Linked DNA regions of Homo sapiens: region 2 is linked to region 1. Evidence: chromatin loops called from intact Hi-C (ENCODE). Cell type or tissue: heart right ventricle. All regions are shown on one strand. Each heading gives the region's core, and the rest is flanking DNA. Links, peaks and the distances in the headings are about the cores only. Region 1 overlaps SYT17 (synaptotagmin 17). Region 2 holds the start of ITPRIPL2 (ITPRIP like 2).

Region 1 (8,327 bases), core at 96-8,095:
GGGCTCCTTCTTGGCGCTGAGAACGCCAAACTCGATGGGTTTAATATCGATGAGTGGAGAGCTGGGACGTCTTGACTCAAGACCTGAGAGCCACCAGAAATAACAATGAAGACAGCCACATACGGGGCAGACCTGGGCCACTTTGCAGGTAAGCAGATTCTTGCATTGTTTACTCTGCTTCAGAATGACCTTTGCCATCTTTCTCCACACTCTGAAATACTCACTGATTCTGTGACAGATAGTTTGGTGGCACTATTGACACCTTGCCATCATCACAGCAGCTAAGTGCCAGGCACTGCTCTAATGGACTGTGTACACTACATCATCGCATATGTGCAATCACAATCTTCACATCCCCTTGAATTATTAGATAATTACTATTATCCCCACTTTATAGACGAGGAAACAGAAGCTTTAAGTAACTTTCTGAAGGTCACACACTTGCAAGTGTAGGAGCCAGGGGTCAGGCTGGTCTAGCTGACCCCAGAGTCTGGCTCTAACCATTATCCTACGATGTCTCCACTTTAAGAGAGTGAGCTCTGGGACCAGAGTGCCTGGGTGGAATTCCATCTCAGCCACTTACTCACTACTCGTGTACTCATTACCAGTGAGCCATGTGACTCCGGGCATATTCTTTTGACTCTCTGGGACTCTGTTTTCCCATCAGTAAAATAGAGTCAATAACGGCACCTACCTCAAAGAATGTGGTGAAGATTCACTGAGCCAGGGCATGAAAAGAGCATGGCACAGAATGTGCCCGTAGGCACAGACCAATAAATGGGAACGACTGTACTTCTTCAAGGTTCATATTCAAACCTCACCGCTTACGGGCCGCCTCTCTCCCTTCCATGAACCAGCAGAATGCATTGATCCCAAGTTCATTATTCCAACCTTTGCACATCCCTCTCTTCTAGCAATGAGCTCATGGCATTCTTGCTAATTGCCCAAACAGTTGTCTTTATGAGACATTTGCCAGAGGCATGGGAGGTACTCTGATAGATGTATGCTAAATGGAGATAACCTGTGTTCAGAGCTGGGCATGAGACTTAGAAATTACCTAGGCCCACACTGTCCATAGAAAGATAACGCAAGCCAGAAATGCAAGCCACACATGTAACTTAAAATGTTCTGGCAGCCACGACTTTTAAAATATGCAAATAAAAGGGCAAAATTCATTTAATTTTATTTATTTATTTTGAGACAGAGTCTTGCTCTATCGTCCAGGCTGGAGTGCAGTGGCGGATCTCGGCTCACTGCAACCTCCACCTTCCAGGTGCAAGTGAATCTCATGGCTCAGCCTCTCAAGTAGCTGGGACTACAGTTGTATACCACCACACCTGGCCCATTTTTGCATTTTTAATAGAGATGGAATTTCATCATGTTGGCCAGGATGGTCTTGAACTCCTGGCCTCAAGCTATCTGCCTGCCTCGGCCTCCCAAAGTGCTGGGATTACAGGCGTGAGCCACCGCGCCCAGCCTGCAAAATTAATTTTAATATTTTATTTTATTTAACCCACTATATCCAATGTATACTCATTTCAACATGGAACCAATATAAAAATATTTTAGTGAGATACTTTAAATCCTCTCTCTCTTTTTTTTTTTTTTTTTGAGACAGAGTTTCATTTTTGTTGCCTGAGCTGGAGTGTAGTGGTGCAATCTCGGCTCACTGCAACCTCCACCTCCCGGGTTCAACCGATTCTCCTGCCTCAGCCTCCCAGGTAGCTGGGATTACAGGCATGCGCTACCATGCCCGTCTAATTTTGTATTTTTAGTAGAGATGGGGTTTCACCATGTTAGCCAGGCTGGTCTCGAAGTCCTGACCTCAGGTGATCCTCCCGCCTCGGCCTCCCAAAGTGCTGGGATTACAGGCATGAGCCACCGCGCCCAGACTTTTTTTTTTTTTTTCCTCACTGTCCTGAAAGTCCAGTATGTATTTTGCACTTACAGAACATCAGTAAGATTCAGTCTCACACCATTTACGTGCTCAACAGCTACGTGTGTCTAGTGATTGTTATACCAGACAGCGCAGCTCTAGACCAGCCCTCTCATTTTACAAATGGGAAGACTGAGGCCTAAAGAAATCCAGTGCTCCCTCTGTTTCACTATTTCATGCCCTTGAACTCTTTTTTTTTCTACTTTTTTCTTTTCCCTCTATCCCCAGGAAAGGTTGGACACCAATGATCTCCACCTGAATGGATTTGTTTCATGCATTTGAAGCTTTTCCCTCTGTCTGGTGAATTTCAGACATCGGTTCACACAGAGCAGAGATACTTTTGTGGAGCAGAAGGAGGTTGGGAGCCTCTGGGTGTTTGTCCTCCTTTTTCCTCCTCACCCAAATCATGCTGTTTGGTCAAACACATACGCCACACAACAGAGTGGACAAATTGGGTGGTCAAATTTGATGGCCACACATACATTTTGTTTAGGCTTGAAAGTAAGAATGTTTCACATAAAAAAACCCAGATTGCCAATATCTCTTTACAAAGATCAGACAATACGGAGCCCCCAATCCCATACAGCTACCATTGGCCAGAGCTGAGTAGCAGACACCCTGGCCCCCTTTCAATGGGGCATTTGCTTTTCAATTGACCGAAGTCCCCACCCTGCCCTAGTAACTCTCCAGACAGAGCGGCAGCTGCCATTTGTCACTGCACTCAGGCAATGTTTATCTCTATGCAACCTCTGCACTTGGCCACTGATGCAACCCGCCTAGCTCCCAAAGTCACCAGAATTGACAAACCCTGCTATATAATATAGCCACACTCATCTTTCAGAATCTGAAATGATATACACTGACAATGTTAATCAATTCAGCCAATTCAATCAAACTTAAAATTAATAAAGCAAAAATCAATCAAAATGATTGCTTTTGATTAAACTCAGCAGCAATCAGGTGTGATGCCCTCCTCTGTCACACCGTCATTATCTCTCTCTCGCCCTGTCTCCTGGACTGTCATCCCACTCTGCCGCCCTCCCCCAGCAATAACACTGCCCTTCATGACTCTCCGTGGGAGAGTGTCTGGGAAAGCCAGCCAGGGCCCCCAGAAAGGTAAAGCAGAGATACTTACTCGAAATCCTCCGCGTCAGGCTGTATGTAGACTTGGATGTGTCTGAGGACGAGCGTCTTCCATCCGGGGAATTGGTCCGTGGGGTCAGCGGGACTTCGCTGGCCGTGTGGACAGAGTCACCATCCTTGTCACTGCTCCGGCTGGCCATCCTATAGGAAGGGAAGAGGTCTCAGTAGCTGTCCAGGAATCCCCGGGGACTGGCATCTCTGTCCCTTGGGGGTTAAGACCCACGATGAAACCGCTCTCAGACTCATTTTATGCAACATGGAATAATGCAAATTTGACAGTGTGGTGTCCTTAAACTCTCAACAACGTCTTGCTTTTTGCACAAAATGTGAAATGATATGAAGAAATATTCCCCAATTTAGAACAATCTGTCAAGAACTTGCATAATTTCAAAGCTGGGGTTGGGTGGAGAGCTGTGTAAAGTTAAGCTGTCGCCACGTGGGGGCGCCACTTTGGCTCAGTGAAGCCCGAGACCTGTCAATCTCCAGCCTGGAGTGAACCGTCTGGTTGTTTTATAGGCATCCGAACTTCTGCTTTTGGTTACAAGTGTCCTGGTATTTCAACAGTCACTGTGTCTATAATTTAAGATCTTTTAAAAATATCCTATAACAATGTCACTCAAGGGTTCTTTGCGCGGCAGAAATGGCCCTGAAAATCAACAATTTCTGAACAGAAGTTTGATGTAAAGAAATAGCTATAAATTAGCAGCAGCCGTGACTCAATGTGCTCCCAATAAAGAACTGCTGAGAAATTGGGAAGGAGGATGTAGGGGTGGATGGAGAAGGAAGACGATACAGGGTAGTCATTGAGAGAACCGCTGGGGCTGAACCCTGGCTGGGTGCTGGGGCAAGTCCCTTTCCCCTCCCGTACCTCCATTTCCCCATCTGTAAAGTGGAAATATTGACAGTACCCACATTATACGGTGGTTGTAAACACTGAATGAGTTAACACATATAAAATGCGTAGAGGCCGAGCATGGTGGCTCACACATATAATCCCAGCATTTTGGGAGGCCAAGGCAGGAGGATCCCTTGAGGCCAGGAGTTTGAGACCAGCCTGGGCAACACAGCAGGACCCATCTCTACTGAAAGTTGGCTGGGCATGGTGGCCCACAGCTGTAAACTTTGTGAAGAATGTAAACTTTGGGAAGCTAAGGCAGGAGGATCACTTGAGCTCGAAAGTTTGAGATCAGCCTGGGCAACATGGCAGAACTCTGTTTCTACAAAAAAATTTTTTAAATTAGCTGGGCATGGTGGTCTGTGTTTGTAGTCATAGTTACTTGGGAGGCTAAGGCGGGAGGACTGCTTGAGCCCAGGAGTTTGAGGCTGCAGTGGGCTATGATTGTGCCACTGTACTCCAGCCTGGGTGACACAGCAAGAGACCCTGTCTCAAAAATAAATAAAATGCTTAGAACAGTGCTTGGTTGCGTAGTAAACAGCTGCTCAATACATCTTGAAACATTTTTTATTGATTGATCGATCAATTCATTGTTTTTTTTTTTAAGAAACAGGGTCTCACTATGTTGCCCAGGCTGGACTCGAACTCCTGGGCTCAAAGTGATCCTCCCGCCCTCAGCCTCTTGAGTAGCTGGGACTATAGATGCATGCCTCCATGCCCAGCTTAGTTGATATTATTACAACTGGGGTGGCTTTAAGATCCCCCCCAATACTCATAAAGCTAGGTAAGGATGCTGGAGGGATGGGAAAGGAGGTAGAAAAACAGCTGGTGACGTCGTTTTGAGACTGATGCTGCTAATAACATGCCCCTAAGCCATAATGGCTGTAGATTTATGCCTTCCGAGGCTGCATACCCCCCAACTTGACATTAAAGCCTATGGGAAAACTCGTCTTGAAAAATGCAAGTTTTGAATGCTGTGAGGTCTTCAGACGCATCCTGTGCATGAGATGAGACTGATCTGATGTTCTTCAAAAGTGTTATCAGGAGCTAGGCATGGTGGCTCATGCCTGTAATCCCAGGACTTTGGGAGGCTGAGGTGGGTGGATCACTTGAGGTCAGGGGTTCGAGACCAACCCGGCCGACATGGCGAAACCCCATCTCTATTAAAAGTACAAAAATTAACCTGACGTGGTGGCATGCACTTGCAGTCCCAGCTACTTGGGAGGCTGAGGCATGAGAATCACTTGAAACTGGGCGGGCACGGTGGCTCACGTCTGTAATCCCAGCATTTTGGGAGGCTGAGGCGGGTGGATCACGAGGTCAGGACATCGAGACCATCCTAGCTAACACGGTGAAACCCCATCTCTACTAAAAAAAATACAAAAAATTAGCCGGGCGTGGTGGCGGACGCCTGTAGTCCCAGCTACTCGGGAGGCTGAGGCAAGAGAATGGCATGAACCCGGGAGGCAGAGCTTGCAGTGAGCGAGATTGCACCACTGCACTCCAGCCTGGGCGACAGAGCTAGACTCCGTCTCAAAAAAAAAAAAAGGAGAATCACTTGAACCTTACCCAGTCTTGGGTATCCCTTTATCACAACAGAAAACAAACTAATACAGGTTGGGAGAAGGATGAATAACTAATTTGCACCACTGTTAAAAGGCAGAACCCCAGCTAAGCCAGTAATGCTAAACTCTAAATGGCACACACTCCCAATCGCCAAGTGGGGCATCTCTGAGAGGGCTGTAAGAGCTCTGCACATTGTAGGCATTCAATATGTGCTTGTTCGACAAACAATCAACCAACTTGACTTTAATTCACTCTTCAATGAGGGTCTTTCTGGCATTGCTTCAAAAAGCACCAGTCAGATTGTGCAGTTTTCCTAATCTTCACCAGCCCAGCCCAGCCAAGAAAAGTTGGGGGCCCACAGGACATGAGCATATGTGACAATTAATGTATCCCCAAGATCACACGCAGAGCACACACAAAGGGCCAGCTCATCTGCCACATGCCAGTCCACAGAGGCAAGTCCCATGGTTCTTGGCTCAAATGTCGCAGTAGGAACAGCACTGCAAAGCCCATACACTTGACATTTCTACTTCCTGTCTGTTTGATAACATGCAGCTGCCCACTTGGTAAATAAATCTGGGGAAAACACAAAGCTGTAAATTTACTTTCTGAATGATTTAGCCATCTTCCCTTTACAGATTTCTCTTACCGTTTTGCATTATGCTGAGTGTCAAAACTGTATTAAGCACTGCCCAGTGTTCAGAAGAGACCTCATTCATCCTGGGAAGCACAAAGGTCACGCACAGCTGTTCAGTCTGTAGACTGCACAACCCTAGGTGGTGCCATTCATAATGGCCACCATGTGAATGGCGCCACCTGGAATTTTGTGGTGTATTGGCCCTGCTGGGAAAGTTCCAGTCCACTTCTCTACTAGTGGCAAAACCAAAAGAAGTATCTTCCCAGAGGGTCCCAGCCCCCTTGCCCCTGCTTACACAAAGGGTTAGCAGCAGTCAAGGCAAAACGCAACTGTCCTCCAGCTCAACATGAGAACCTAGGCTGTGCATCTGTAACACTCAACATTTGGATATCTAGGGGGCAAACAGGTACCTGGCTGTGATACTCAACACCTGTGAGGGGTCTCCGCTGGTATCGAAGAAAATCCAGATTCCTTACTCTGGCATTCAAGACCCAACTCAGCCTAAGCTTGCAGGCTCCCCCAGCTCTTCCTAGATGTAGTTGTGGCCTGAATCCTACAGGTGTGTGTGGAGTTGAGATTTTTGGTGAAAGCAACTCATTAATCAAGCGATAATTCACAGCCGGTTGCCGCGGCTCTCACCTGTAATCCCAGTGCTTTGGGAGGCTGAGGTGGGAGGACTGCTTGAGGTCAGGAGTTTAAGACCAGCCTGGGCAACACAATGAGACGCCTATCTCTACAAGGGGTGATGTCTGCCCACCTCTCTAGTCAATTTCCTCCCCTCTAGTCACAATACCCCAATTGTCTATTACAGGGGTCTGCAAACTACAAAGCCAAATTCACTGCCTGATTTTGTAAATGAAGTGTTAATGAAACACAGACGTGCCCGTTCATTTACTGTCTACAGCTGCTTCTGCATAACAATGGTAGAAATAAGTAGCTGCAACAGAGACCATATGGCCCATGAGGCTAATATATTTATTATTTGGTCCTTTAAAAGTTTGCCAACCCCTGGTCTAATAGTTCAGTTCCTGTGTTTCTGGTGGAAATGACCATCTCCCTGGTTTCCTGGGTGGGCAGGTAACTGGCATGATTCTAGCACCATTTCCTCCAAGTGAAAGTGATTGGTACATAACCCGAGCCAGGCTAATAAGAGTCTTTCCTGGTTTTGTTTTGTTTGTTTGTTCGTTTTTTATGCAACCGCAACAGAATGCAAGTCTAGTGCTGCCACATGGAGAAAACAAGCTTAACAATGAGGCCAATACAGAAGAAACAGAGAAAGAAAGAGAGAGAGAGAAAGGCTCTGATGACATGATTTCTGCTCCTGGATCCAGCTATGCCTGAAGCCATCATTCCTGATTCTTTCATAACAAGGTCTTATGCAGGACTGTCATATATGGAATGCAGGGTGTAAATGCACAACTCTAGGGGGCAACCTGACTTACATACCTGCCTTACCTCCTACGTGAGACTGAAAATTCCCTGAGCATGGTCACAGGACCCTATCTAGCCCTGTGTATACCACAGCGCCTGGCACACTGTACTTAAGAAATAACTACAAAAGGAACTGAGATTAACTTTTCAACTGATGATTGGCACTTTCAGGATGCAAGTTCTGCCTGCAGGATAGTCTGTCAGTCAACAACTTTTTCTGAGTGAACAAGGCAGGCAAAACTCCCTGCCCACATGGAGATAGCATTCTTGTGAGCATAGCTTTAAGGACATCAGATGGACTGAACTAACTTCTGCTACATAGACCAGTAGAATCCTTTTTTTTTTTTTTTTTTTTTTGAAGTCTTGCTCTGTTGCGCAAGCTGGACTGCAGTGGCGTGATTATAGCTCACTGCAGCCCTGACTTTCCAGGCTCAAACGATCCTTCCAACTCAGCCTCCCGAAGAACTGGAACTCTAGGCACCAACGTGCCCAGCTAATTTTTTAAATTTTTGTAGAGATAGGGGTCTCATCGTGTTGCCCAGGCTGGTCTTAAACTCCTGACCTCAAGCAGTCCTCCCACCTCAGTCTCCCAAAGCACTGGGATTACAGATGAGAGCCACGGCACCCGGCTGTGAATTATCTCTTGATTAATGAGTTGCTTTCACCAAAAATCTCAACTCTACACACACCTGTAGGATTCAGGCCACAACTTATGAATA
Region 2 (8,303 bases), core at 1-8,000, 64 kb after region 1:
CACTTCATTTCCCCTTCCCTCTCTTGCTTCACTTTCATCTTAAGTCCTCCTTCCCCAGGTCTTTGGATTTCTCTTGGTTCACTCGAATTCTCCTTTCTTTCAGCTTCAGTTTCATTTTGCAAAAAACATCTCCGCTCAGCCCACGATCATTCCAGGAAGGCTCCCAAGACTGGTCAGTGGGAGTTACCAAAGGGTGTCTCGCCACAAAATGACTGAGTCATCTTCCCCAGAAACATTTTCCTCCAGCACTGGCTGGACAACTAATTTTTTCTTTTTGCTGTTGTTACTGTGGAACTTCTTGCATGAGAATATTTGCATATATGAATCTCCAGTACCAAGCATACACCAAAAATGTGTACATTTCAGATGAAGGACATAACAGAGCCCTAATAAAATACAGAATTGAGCTTAATTTAACTGTCTTGGGCAACCATCATGCCTGGCTAATATGCCATATTATTTCCGTTGTACACAGTACATGTTTTGGTTTACTAAACATTGATCAAAATTGATCGAAATCTCTAAGTTTTGGTTACCATGTACAGAGAACAATTGCTCAGCATGGCATTTAAATAAAACAGTAATATTTTAAAAATTCACAAATACAATGCACAATTTATTTTAAAAAAATAAAATTTAAAAACCTTGAGGATGGATGAGGCTTTGGGTAATTAACCTGAAAAACAAAACTAACAAAAAACTACAAGAACAGTATGTTACCAGATTTATACTTTAAAACACTATTAAAAGAGGAACTCACTGACACTGCTAGAAATATTTCTAAAATTCAGCTTTTTAAAGCTTTTTTTTTTTTTTTTTGAGACGGAGTCTCGCTCGGTCACCCAGGCTGGAGTGCAGTGGTGTGATCTTGGCTCTCTGCAACCTTCACCTCCCGGGTTCAAGTGATTCTCCTGCCTTAGCCTCCCGAGTATCTGGGATTACAGGCGCCCGCCACCACGCCCAGCTAATTTTTGTATTTTTTAGTAGAGACAGAGTTTCACTATGTTGGCTAGGCTGGTCTTGAACTCCTGACCTCAGGTGATCCGCCCACCTCGCCTCCCAAAGTGCTGGGATTACAGGCGTGAGCCACCACGCCCAGCCTTAAAGCTTTATAATCCTTCCAACCCTTGATGTCCCCCACTGTAGTAAACAATGAGTACAGAGGAAGTTGTGGTTGAGTATGGAAATATATATATATATAAAATATGTATACATATATATATATATAAGATCTACTCTTGGCATTTATTTTAAAAACTAATTTTAAAAAATACCGTGCAGTTTCTATCTTTGCATAAAGTTAGCAGACTGACTTCTTTGCACAATGCAGTACCTTATGACCCAACATTGACCTCAAAAGCTAGGAATGACCTTTGCGGGGAACTGTCCCCAAGACAACCTCAAAGAGACAGCACAACATTTGCAGCTGTTTCTCTTTCAGCCCAAGGTCGCAAAGGATATAAGAAGCCAATGCAGCTTGGAGGAGAAGGATTCCTGTAAATCACTCACTATGATTTCCCACAGCAGGCAAGTGGATCCCCTAAAGAAAGAAGGCTTATAGAGTTCCCTCAAAAGAGCTCAGAACTTCAACAATGATTCTATTCACATAGGCATTTCTGTCTTCCAAATTTTAGCTTTAAGAGTCTGAGGAAGTACATGTTTTTATTTAGAAAACAAAAAAATCCCAATTTGTAACACTTGGACTGGCTGCATTTCCAATCAGGCAAGCAGATGAGGGGCCATGCTGAACTTAAACTGCAATTGAGGACTGTTATAAATTTGGGAGAACAAGGAAGAATTCCAGGACCGGCTCCTCCCAGCTGCAAAATACACCCAACCTGGTGATACTGACACCTAAAGAGAAAAGAGACAGACTGCCGTCAAGGGCTGTCTCCCTTGCTCTTTTCCTAATTTGTCTCCTCTGCCCACGACCAGGGAGTAACTGATCTTCAAGCACAGAGCCCAAGATACTGAACTATAAGTGAAATGTTTTGCAAGACCTGTGCTGAATCAACAGGTCTCTTGGACCACGTAAGACTGCCTGGACAAGGAAGAACCATCAATGGTTAGAGACCCAGCACAAACCACATGCTAAGCAGCAGGCATTTCCTCTTCATTAGCTCATTAAGCTCAGAAAGAAATCTCTTTGTGAAGGAGTTTGCTAAAAACCTTAAAACAAAAAAGTTTTCTGTCTCCAGCCAGCAGCCAGCCTTGGAGAAACACCTTTACAGGCAAAGCCTAAAACACATCTTTCTCCAAAGCCAACATGTTTTATGCCTTCACCAGTGTTGTCTTGAATATGTATTTGGTTGCTACTTTGGTTCCAGACATCTCTGGCTGGTAGTAGGTAGTTTAATGAATGGATGTTGACGGACAGGTACATATCCCAGCTTGTGGCCTGCGGCGATGTTAGTTAGGCAAGCATGCTGGCTGCTTTTCAAGGTTGTACATTTAATAATAAATATAACTGGCTTCCCTTTCAGATGCAATGCTTGGTGCTAGCAATTACCACAAAATGAGTGAATTGATCAATATAAAGTGCTATTTTCTCTGGAAGCTTCTCTAACCAACTCTCGATTGCCTTTCCATCTATGTGACTTAACTTGTTGACAATCTTGTCAAACACCTGTGATTGCACCATTTTAAAAATACATTAATATTAATTTGAACAGTGGAAATTATGTTCCTCTAAACATTAGCCCCTAAAATAGAACTTCAATTCCAGTTGCAAATAAAGATTCAGATTTTTCTTTTTAAAGACAATCAGGAACCCAGTACCTAGCAAGTAATTGTGTCAAAAACTTTAGTGTTTTGTTTTGTTTTTTTTTAATTTGGGCAGAGAGATCTGTGTCTAAAAACCGACAGAAGGAACTTTCCCTGCAGCTAGTTCTTGCTTCTTCTACTGGACTTCTCTAAAAGCCACATCCTTCTACAGAATCCGTCTACACAGAACAATATTTGAACCAATTCTTGGGTCTCCTGTTGGATGTCTTCCCATGGTTTGCCCAGGACACTCTAGTGGGTGTGAAGATGTCATATTATACTGGACTGTGAAGCGAGAAGGTGATATTTAAGCCACTAAAGCTTGTGGCAGCCACCAAATTTTCCAATGCCTTCTGCAATCTTGCATTTAACTGGCTTCACCGCCATTCCCACCCCCACCCAGTGGGAAAGGCTTTAGGAGCATTTGGTCAGGTGGGGGTGCTGTCAGGGTTTACGGTTCACCTTCAAGGAAGCCCTGGGTGCGCTGACTCCGGGGTGGGGGGCACCTGGCAAGGTAGCGGGGACCCCCGTAGGCCCGGAGAAGCTGGGGCAGCCTTTGCCACGTGGACAGCAACCGCGCTGCTGCAAGTTCCCGGGCGTGCCCGTCGAAAGCGGCCAGGAGGTCAACTGGGGCGGCTTCCCTCAGTGCCTTGGGCAGGGGACCCACCTCGGCAGCCGCCCCACCAGGGCCCAGGACGCAGTGGAAGAGCGTATGGCGTCGCAGCAGGCAGTCCCTAAGGAACTGCACCAACTCCTCCAAACACCTTCCCAGGTGCTCCTCGTCCCAGCCTTGCCCAGGGGCCCCCTTGCGCAGCAGCACTGCCAGCAGCACTGTCTTGAGCACATATGAGGATAGGATGCGTCCCCACTGGGTGGCGGCCGCTGAGTCCAGCCCACGGGCCCCCAGATCGCGCAGAGCCTTAAGCAACTGCAGGCACTTGAGGTAGCAGGCACCTGGAGCTGCCCGTTCCTGCAGCCAACTCAGCAGCTTCTGCTCCTGGCGTGCTGTGTTCACACCCCACAGTGCCTCCGCACGCAGGCCCTCAGGGAGCTCCAACAGGGGCGCGCTGGGCAAGGGTGGCGGTGGTGGCGCCACAAGGAAGACCCCATCTCCCAGATGGACAGCGGGGATGAGACGCACAGCCATAGAAAGGCGGCAGCAGCCGTAGTCAGTGCGGCAGGGCAAGATGTGTAAGGTGGGGGGCTGTTCCAGGCCACCTGGGGTCAAGGTGACCCGACAGCGCCCCTCCAGGCTGTAACGCACAGTGGCCAAGGAGCGCTGCAGATGCGACTGGAACCAGCGCAGCACCAGAGTAGCAGAGAGGTGACGCCGCCCGCGCACATCCACGCAGAAGGCATCAGCAAAGGGTTTGCAGTCCCGAAGCCAGTGGCCCCCCGAGGCCCCCGATGGTGAGGGTGGTGCCTTGAGGGCGCACAAGAAGCAGCCGCGGAAGGCCGGGGCCAGCGCTGGCTCCTCGCCCAGGCTCCGTGGCTCCAGCGCCACAAGCGGCGGGAGGCGCAGTGGCACCAGCACGTCGAAGCTGTCGGGCCGGCGGATTTTATGTTGCTCGTAGGCGCTGCCCACCTGGATGAAGTCTCCGCGGAAGGCCAAGGCCAGCGCTCCCCCAGGAATGAGACCGGGGGACCCCCGGGCGCGGCCAGCCCGCACCAGCTCGCCCACGATCCGGCTCACGTGCGCCTTGCTGTGGCCCAACACGTGCGGAGACAGGCGCACCTCATGCTCGTAGTAACTCTCCAGCAGGATGCTGAGGCCCGGCTCTCGGAAGTGTCTCGAGGAGAAGGCGGCGTGACCCTCCAGACGGGGAGACCCGGGCAGGAAGCGCTGCCGGACAGCGTGGCGACAGCGCAGGAGGACATAGCTGAGGAGGAGCAGGACGGCCACCTTAAGCAACGGGAAGCCGCCATCCACGCCGTCGGCGGGCTCGGCCCGGGCGCCCCCGCTTCCCCGCAGGACATGGTAGAGGCACACCAGGGCGGTGCACAGGCCGGTCACCAGGGGCCAGAAGACGCGTAGATTGAGGGTGTAGTGCACCGACATGCCGGGCGCCCGGGGCGGCGGTGGCCGAGCAGCCCAGGGGGCAAGCCCCGGCGGCGACCCAAGCCCAGCATGCGCACAGCGCCCGGGCAGCCCCGCTGTCCCCGTCTCCTCCTCCGCGGCGGCTTCCCGAACGCAGGCCCGAGGGAGGCCGCCCTCCAGCTCGGCCTCCTCTCCCAGCTCAAGTGTTCCTTCCAGCTGCGGCCCGCCCTGCGCTCTCGGGCCCCGGGCCGCGCCCTGCCCCGGCTGCGCGCTGAGTCCGGCCCAGCGGCCCTCCCCGCCCGGCGCCCCCGCGCGCCGCCGTCGGCCAGCTTCTGGCCCGGCCTGGCTCGCCTCCTACCCTGGGCGGCCCTCCTGGCTCTCCCGCCGCTCCTCTCCGCGCCTGACCCTGTTACTCGGACCCCGGGAGTTTCCTCTTCCGAGGGGGAGGCGAGGCCGCGCCAGCTAGCGGGGAGGAAATGCCGGAGTCTGGAGCCGAGCGTGGAGCTGGCGAGCCGGGTCGGCCCCCTCCCGGGCCTCCGCCTTAAAGCGACGCGGGGCGGCGGGAGGGACTTCAGGACGCTCTTGGAACTGGCCTCCCGCGGCCCACCCCCATCCTCCCTCCCCGAAGGCAGAATTGGGAAGGCCCTGATTCCGGGGCGGTAGCTTCGTCCAGGGAGCCTCTGGAGTTGCGCTCCCTTGAAGTTATACTGGGACGTTGAAAAGGAGAAAAGGGCGCACAGCCAGACTGTCCAGTCCTCCCCACCCCCACCGCACAAGCTGCGGTGGCGTGGCAGGCCCTGGCACAGGAGTGGCCCTTGCCGTCTGCCGCAGTCGTCTGTTCAAACCAGTATTCACCGAGCACCTACCATGTGCCAGGTCGGAGCCACAGTGCTGGGGAAATCATAGTTGACAAGATGGACAAGGTTTCTGTCCTTCGTGAAGCTTACAGCCTTGTAAAAATGGGAATCAAAAAAGGAAGGGGCTGGGCGCAGTGTCTCACGCCTGTAATCCCAGCACTTTGAGAGGCCGAAGTGGGCGGATCATTTAAGGTCAGTAGTTCGAGACTAGCCTGGCCAACATGGTGAGACCCCCCCCCCCGCCCCCCATCTCTACTAAAAATACAAAAATTAGCCAGGCGTAGTGGCACGCGCCTGTAATCCCAGCTGTTCGGGAGGTTCAGGCAGGAGAATCGCTTGAATCCGGGAGGCGGAGGCTGCCGTGAGCCGAGATCGCGCCACTGTACTCCAGCCTGGGTGACAGAGTGAGACTCCGTCTCAAAAAAAAAAAAAAAAAAAAAAAAAGTGGGGGGAAGGATTCCACAGCAAGAAAACGCTCTAAAATAAACAAAAGTGCCCGAGGGAGTGAGAAGGTGCTGGCTACCCTGTGGAAACCAGAGGATGACAGGGGTGACATTTGGCCTGAGACTTCATCGGAACATGCTGGTTCACCCCTGTAATCCCAGCACTTTGGGAAGCCGAGGCGGCGAGAAGATCGCTTGAGTGAGGCCAGGAATTCGAGGCTGCAGTGAGCTATGATAGCATCATTGCACTCCAGCCTGAGTGACAGAGCAAGACTCTTGTCTCTGAAAAAATAAAATAAATAAAATGAAATGAAATTAAAATAAAATTATTTTCCCAGTGGAGGAAAGGGGCACAAACAGGTTCAGCTCAGGCAGGTTCAGCTGCCCCCCTTCCCCCCTCCCCCACAAGGTTACACAGCCTTTGTAGAGCTGGGCAGAAACCAAGGGGTGGAACTCCCAGGAGGGGGCCCAGGGAAGGTCTCTTCCTCATCTGCTGGGAATTTTGGGGGTCCTTTGTCTGGGTCTACATTGGAACCTCAGTCCTAGGAAGCTTGTTTTGTTTCATAACAGGGAGCACTTCCTGAAATAATCTGATCTATTTAAATAATTGTCTTTCTTTATTCACACTCATTACACCTTCTTTGCTGGCACTGACCTTTAAAGAGAGCAAGGGTGAATATATTAAAACATGTTAGAACCCAGCTGCCACCTGGGAACCAGGACTCAAAAGATGGCTTCTGGGTTGTTCCCAGTAAATCCTAAATTGGGCCCCTGAGAGCTAAGCAGATCTGCCTTCAGATCCCATCTACTAATATTAGCTATGAGATCATCATCTACCAGTCAAGATTCTTAGGTTTGCAAGTGACAGAAACACAGCTCCAACTGGCTTAAGTGCACGCACGCATAGACACACACACACACACACATTATTGTATCATGTTAACTGAGATCCATGAGGGGATTTCAGGTACAGCTGAATCTAGGTGCCTCAATGCTATGCAGACCTGTTCTCCCTTCACTTCTTAGCTCTCTGCTTTTTAAGTGGGCTGTCCTCCCCACAGGTCCTCCATATGCCCTTGGCTGCTGTAGTCTCACATTGTCTTCAGTGCAGAAGAAAAGAGAGCCTTTCCTGTTTTTGTTTGTTTGTTTGTTTGTTGTTTGTTTGTTTTAAAGACAGAGTCTCACTCTGTTGCCCAGGCTGGAGTGCAGTGGCACGATCTCAGCTCACTGCAACCTCCACCTCCTGGGTTCAAGTGATTCTCATGCCTCAGCCTCCTGAGTAGCTGGGATTACAGGCATGCGCCACCACGCCTGGCTAATTTTTGTATTTTTAGTAGAGATGGGGTTTCACCATGTTGTCCAGGCTGGTCTTGAACTCCTGACCTCAGGTGATCTGCCCACCTCAGCCTCCCAAAGTGCTGGGATTACAGGCGTGAGCCACCGCGCCTGGCCAGAGAGGCTTGCTTTTCTCAAAGTTGTGGTAAATGCCATGACTTGGGATAGTTTTGGGTCATATGCTAAAGTCACCAAGCAAGGGAATGCACTGATTAGCATTGCCCAGGTAGTGCCCCCACCAACTCCAATCCAAATCTATGTTGAAACCTTAACGGCCAATGTGACTGTATTTGGAGATAGGGCTTTTCGGCAGTAATTTAGGTTAAATGAGGTCAGAAAGATAGGGTCCTAATCTGATAGGATTGGTGACCTTATAAGAGGAAGAAAGAGAGACGGCTCTCTCTCCATGTGGTTGGACCAAAGAAAGACCATCTGCAAGCCTGGAGAAAAGCCCTCACCAGAAGCGGAATGCTACCAGACCTTGATTTTGGACTTTCTAACCTCCAGAGCTATGAGAAAATAAATTTCTGTTGTTGGAGCCACCCAATCTATGGTATTTGTAGAGGCAGCCTGAGCTGACTAATACAGTTGGGTACCCAGCCCTGGAACCAAGAGGTGGAGTCAGCCCTGTTCAAACTGTGGGAACTGTGGGAAGGGGTGTCTCTCCCCCAAGGAAAGTCATGTTGCTGCGGCTGGAAAAAGATGGATGAGATGTTTTGACATGCAGAGATGACAGCTGGCCACCTCTTTTGGATAACTCTCTTAACCTATCTTTGCTTCTATCTCCCGATCTATAAAATGGAGTGCTACCAACAGAGTGGTTTATTTTTCCCCTGGCAGATATAGTGGTATGCTATCTCCAACTAT

What was found. Peaks named below come from ENCODE experiments on the same cell type or tissue, not always from the same donor. Only the 100,000 strongest peaks of a DNase experiment are listed, where the experiment ranks them.
Region 2: a loop joins it to region 1, with 2.2 times the contacts of the local background. A loop is called at or near these places in 11 of 110 quality-filtered maps.

Annotation. Positions count from the first base shown.
Region 1 is chr16:19,175,284-19,183,610 of GRCh38, reverse strand. SYT17 (synaptotagmin 17) reads right to left here. Exons shown (of 8, transcript NM_016524.4): 4 at 3,072-3,220; 5 at 1-83. LOC124903658 (a long non-coding RNA gene) reads left to right here. Exons shown (of 2, transcript XR_007065012.1): 1 at 1-148; 2 at 2,165-2,863. Among named protein-coding and RNA genes, the nearest start is that of SYT17, 11 kb to the right of the region's middle. In heart right ventricle, for the core only: a CTCF peak has its summit at 3,512 (motif pointing right); a DNase peak (open chromatin) is centred at 3,520.
Region 2 is chr16:19,110,981-19,119,283 of GRCh38, reverse strand. It overlaps ITPRIPL2 (ITPRIP like 2), which reads right to left and starts at 5,320. Exons shown (of 1, transcript NM_001034841.4): 1 at 1-5,320. The coding sequence starts at 4,822. The coding sequence ends at 3,215. RefSeq lists silencers at 4,759-5,128, 5,219-5,318. In heart right ventricle, for the core only: CTCF peaks have their summits at 4,057 and 5,325; DNase peaks (open chromatin) are centred at 163, 4,523 and 5,363; H3K4me3 peaks cover 5,841 bases; H3K27ac peaks cover 6,918 bases.